2 separate regions of the Mus musculus genome follow, and region 1 is linked to region 2. The links are chromatin loops, found by intact Hi-C in ENCODE. Cell type or tissue: heart. All regions are shown on one strand.

What was found. Hi-C counts contacts between places; a loop is a spot of excess contacts. Peaks named below come from ENCODE experiments on the same cell type or tissue, not always from the same donor. Only the 100,000 strongest peaks of a DNase experiment are listed, where the experiment ranks them.
Region 1: a loop joins it to region 2, with 3 times the contacts of the local background. A loop is called at or near these places in 18 of 42 quality-filtered maps.

Annotation. Positions count from the first base shown.
Region 1 is chr10:60,752,423-60,754,922 of GRCm38, forward strand. Slc29a3 (solute carrier family 29 (nucleoside transporters), member 3) reads right to left here and starts at 360. Exons shown (of 6, transcript NM_023596.3): 1 at 312-360. The coding sequence starts at 312. In heart, CTCF peaks have their summits at 494 and 1,028; DNase peaks (open chromatin) are centred at 429 and 1,049; H3K4me3 peaks cover 850 bases; H3K27ac peaks cover 1,123 bases.
Region 2 is chr10:60,696,048-60,698,547 of GRCm38, forward strand. It overlaps Cdh23 (cadherin 23 (otocadherin)), which reads right to left and starts at 443. Exons shown (of 71, transcript NM_023370.3): 1 at 253-443. In heart, a CTCF peak has its summit at 1,143 (motif pointing left); a DNase peak (open chromatin) is centred at 1,134; H3K27me3 peaks cover 1,856 bases.

The sequences.
Region 1 (2,500 bases), 56 kb after region 2:
GGGGTAAGGACCAGTCAGAGCTGGAAAGGGTAGGAGTCTGGGGACTGAGAACATGTCTGGCCAGCCCGTGTGCCACGATGGCTCCTGTGGACACAGGCTGGGGTCCAAGAGCGAGCCTGGCAGTAGGCTAAGACAAGTCCTCGCTGCAGAGGCAGCTGTGGCATCCGATCCGGACCCGCAAAGCCTTCTGGATCTTTCGGGCCGACCTGTCCCCACACGCGGGACCAGAGAAGAGTGTGGAGGAGAGGCCAGGCTCAGCCTCGGGAAGGGAAGACCCAGCCAAGCATGGGGGCCGCTGCACCCGCACTTACTGTCGCTGCCGCTGCTACCTCCACCAGGTCCAAGGCGCTGGGCCACTGTGACCAGAGCTCAGCCAGGCCGGGCTCCGCCCTTGTCCTCCCAGCCCCGCCCTCCTTTTCTCAGCTCACCACGCCCCGTTCAGCGCTTCCGGGTTTGCCGACTCCTCCCTCTGGCCCCGCCCCCACGCGCGCCTCTTCCTGGCCTACGGCAGTAACTGCAGGCGTCCAATTGCAAAGTGAAAAAAGTGTGGCTTTGGAACAGGTCCTGCCTGACTCCCTATTGGTATCCACCGCCTCATTCCCTAGGGTGCCCCACAGCCCCCTGCTCCCCCTCAATACTTCCAGAGCAGGATGTACCAGCAAGATGAACTTGGCCTCCCAGCCTAGGTGGAGAGCCGCAGAGAGAGCTTGAAGCTATTTGGTGGCAGTGAGCGAGGCCAGAGTGAGCAGATTTGTGTTGGAGGGGCAATCCAGATGCCACATCTGCAGAAGAGAAACTTTTGGGAGACTCTGAGATCAAAGTTCAGGAGAGAGCTGAAGATGGCTCCTGTACAGCTCCGAGTGCAGAGTGGGGGTTACGGAACCGATGTGCTTTGTTTTTGTTTTCTTTTTGAGAGAGAGAGAGAAAAGTGGGGAACCTAAGGAAACACCCAAGAGTGGCAGAAGTTTGGGCTTCCTTTCTACCCAATCCCTTACCACTGGGGGGTGACTTCCTCCGCTGCCCTGCAGGGGACGTGTAGGTGTCACCTACCACCCGCACTTGGGAGGCTCTGGGGTTTAGGCTCACCTTAGCTACATAGTGGTCAGCCCAGGTTACTTGAGACCCTGGCGGCGTTAGGGTTGGAGTATACATGCCTGCGCTGTCCTTACAGATCACCTGAGGAGAGGAGGTAAGGACAGGAGGGGAAAAGAAAGAGGCAGAGTAGGAGTTGGCTGATGTCCTGCGCTAGACCAGAGAAAACGTGGGCACAAGCAAGGCTGGTGTGGGCCAGTCCCAGAGACCAGCTGGGGACTTACTGATGCCAAAGCTTAGTAGGCTTCTTTTCATAAGTGTGAAGGGGGAAAAAATAGAATTTTCTCTACCCATCATGGTTCCTAGTTGGCAAAGGATCCCTAATATCAAACACAGAAGAAAAACAACAGGCTTTTAATAATGTGTAACACAGACACACACACACTTGCCCACTCACACACATACACATGCACACTTTTAGACACACTCACATATATGTATACATGCACCCATGCACACATGTACATATGCACACACATCAGACATGCATACCCACATACACACGTGGGTGAGGCTCAGAGAAATGAGTAAATCTCAAAACATGGCCTAAATACCAGCCTCAACTGCAAGGGGAACACGTGAGGTCTGGAATTCGGCTCTGTGGGAGAGCAGAAGCTAGCATGCTCCAAGCCGTGGGCACACTCCCTACAGGGCACAGAGGAGGCAAAGGTTACCTCAGGATCAGAAAAAGCACAGCAAACAAGAAGGTAGCCTGGGCGGTTCTCCTTGTCTCCCTGTGTCCTTTGCTGTGATAAAACCCCGGAGTAAAACTGACTTGGGACGGAAAGGGTTAATTTCATCTTAGAACTCCACTGAGGGGAATCGGAGCCAAAACTGAAGATAGGAAGCTGGAAGCAAGAATTAAAGCAGACACCAGGAAGAAACTGAGGCTTACAGGACTTGATCTCTCGGTGGTAGAAACTCAGGAGTTAGGGAACTCCTGGAGGCAGGAACTGAGACAGAAGCCGTGGAGTAAAGTTGCCCTCTGGTTTGCTTTAATACAAGCCAGGGCCACCTACAAGGCATAGCTATAAAAGTACCTTTCATTGGCCTAATGTAATTGTTGTCTCAGAGGTTTACTGCCTCTGTCTGCTAACCTAGGCCTAGTCTTGGAAGCTTCTAGCCTCTGTACAATCTTACCTAGGCCTAGAATGTTTACAGCCTCTGAGACTGCTGAATTTCAAGCTCACCCTTTCCTAGTTTTTTTTTCTGAGTTCTGGCTGTCTGGTTCAACTCAGCTATTCTGGCTCAAAGTCCTCTCTACACTGACTGACTCAATCTGGCTTTTCTAGGCTTCTCCTGAATTGCTCTGCTCAGGCTCATACTAACTTCAGCAATCTGTTCTGGTCCTTGGGCTCCCTCTCATTCTCTGGTTCCTTCTGTCTTCACCTGTGTCTGGCTTGTTTTC
Region 2 (2,500 bases):
GACTGTAGGTAAGATAAATGAAGTGGAGGCTTCTGTAGCCCCAGATGTTAGCTTTTTACTCCCATGGGGGTCCAGTGGTCACGGGACAGCTCCCAAGGATAAAGACCTAGGGTGTCTTCATTTTGGAGCCATAAACCTATAGACACACAGAAGCAAGCGAGGGATGGCGGAGGTCGAGGGAAGGCATTCACAGGCTCCCAGCTGGTTTACTTAGAATGTTGGGTGCACACACCTCTTCTGTCCCCCACTTACCTGGCCACAGCTGCTCCGGCATGTCTCCCAACCAGCCCCCAGGAGGCTAAGCACCACGGGCAGGTGCATCTCAGGCACTATGGGGCATGAGGAAATGTACTACAGGTACTGGGAAGTGGTTGGTAGGAGTCTGAGGCTAGGTAGTGAGGCTCATAGTCATCCCTCACCAACTCTCCTCTGTGAGCCAGTGTGAGGTCCATGAGGATGAGCAGGAGAGGCTGGGCGTGATGGATGAGTGAGGACACATGGACCACCATTATGAGGAAACATAGACAGGAAGAGCCAGCATCCAGGCAGACATGCCATAAGAGCCCGCCACTGTCCATGGGGATCGTCCTGACCACTCCTGGCTGGAGGTACCTGCCTTGGACAAGGACATCCCATCAAACTCTCCTAATGTTCTAGAAATAAAACACCCGCACTCTGCAGGCGAGGAAAGGGCTGCGGACCAAGAGCCTGGGGCTACAGGCTTGTAATCTCAGCCACTCAAGAGTCTGGGGCAAGAAGACCATCAAGTAACCCCAGGCACCTTAGCAAGTCTCACCTCAAAACAACAAAAAGGGTCGAGGTTGCAGCTTGCTGTTAGGCTCTGGGCTCAATCCCCAACTCTGGGGGGAAAAAAAAAACTTAATTGTATAAGCTGGCCATGGCCAAGGACCAACCAAGAAGTAACATGTGATCCCAAATCACCCTAAGGAATCTCCCCAGATCCCGCCAGCCCTTTTTCTGACAAAGCCAAGTAGCTTTGGAAGAAAGCGGGGAAGCTGCTGTCCAGAGGCATCCGGGAAACTTAGAAGATACTGCCACCTGATGAGGGTTACCCAGGGCACAAAGGCTCCCAGTCCCCAGGGGAGTCCAGATCTGCAGTGCAGAGCACCACCTAGAGGCGGATCTCAGCACAGCACCCCCCTCCAGGCTGGGTGGAGAGCGGGCAAGAACCCCACAGAAATGTGGACCAAAACCACACCCTGCTGGTGTCCCCAGTGCCACCTGTCCCTCACTCTCTTCCCAAACCACCAGGTTGCCTGATTCCAGACTCACTGGGCCTGTGTCCCTAGCCCTGTCTCTAAATATGAACTGAAAATCACCTAAGGCTTAGGAACTGAGGTGGCTCAGCTGTGTGACGCTGGGCAAGTTGCTGCCTTTATCTGAGCCTCAACTCCTCCTCTGGTTATACTGGGTAGAAGAGAGGACAGATAAGTCTGGCTTTAAACTGAAACCATAACAATTAAGGTTAATTAACCTCTGTGTGCCTCGGTTGCTCATCTGGAAAATGGGTTGATGACCCAGTTATTTACTCTCTTCCATCAACCAAAGAAGAGCTTGGCTCCTGGGAGTGCCCTGTGAATGTTCCAGATAATCCCTACAGCCCATACTCTGGCTGTGGACTCCGTACCAGCCAAGAGCCCTGGTGGGTAGGACAGTACTCTCACTGAGGCCCACGAAGTGTCTAGGGGAGGGCTCCTACCCCTCCTACCCTCTCCTCTCACCTCATACTGATGCCTTGTGGACACAGTAAGCGCAGATCTCCTCAGATCTGCAGTCTACAACCACAGAAGATGATGATAACCACCCCAATTAAACTTCTGGGGAACTAGAAACAGGTGCCCTGCGCCCCAGCTCACCCCAGGCCCAGAGAGAGGAAGCAGCAACTGCAAACTCCCCGGAGCATTAGAGGGTCAGCTGAGGCAGGGGTTCCCCTCTCCTCCCTGACAGAGACATGCAAACCAGCATGGGGACAGCCCCGGCTTCGGGCTTTATAGGTGTTGTGTTTCTCTGCGTGAGGGTCAGTTTCATCATTTGTGAAATGTGGGTGTGACCCATGGTCTCTTCCTTGGATGTAAGAAAAAGCTCCCAAATGTCCTCCATCAATGGTGGCCTGGGGGTGCAGCGCTTGCATAGCACATACAAAGCCCCAGGGTCTATCCTCAGCACCGCATAAACCTGAAATGCTGTCACGCACCTGTAATGCCTGGAGAGTGAAGGCAGAAGTGTCACCAGATCAAGGATAGCCTTGGCTAAGTAGTGAGTTTGAAGCCAGCCTGGGCTACATAAGATCCTATTCAAAAAAACAAACAGAAATCAATACCTCCCCATCTAGACTAAGTGTCCTCTTGTACCTAATATCTGTCCTTACTGGTGCACCGGGGACAGGAAGGCAGGGCTAGCTGCCGAGACTATCGGGAGGGAGGCAATGGATGTCTCTCCTCCTTTCCAACACTGGGGAGAGAACAAAGGTGGAAAGAAG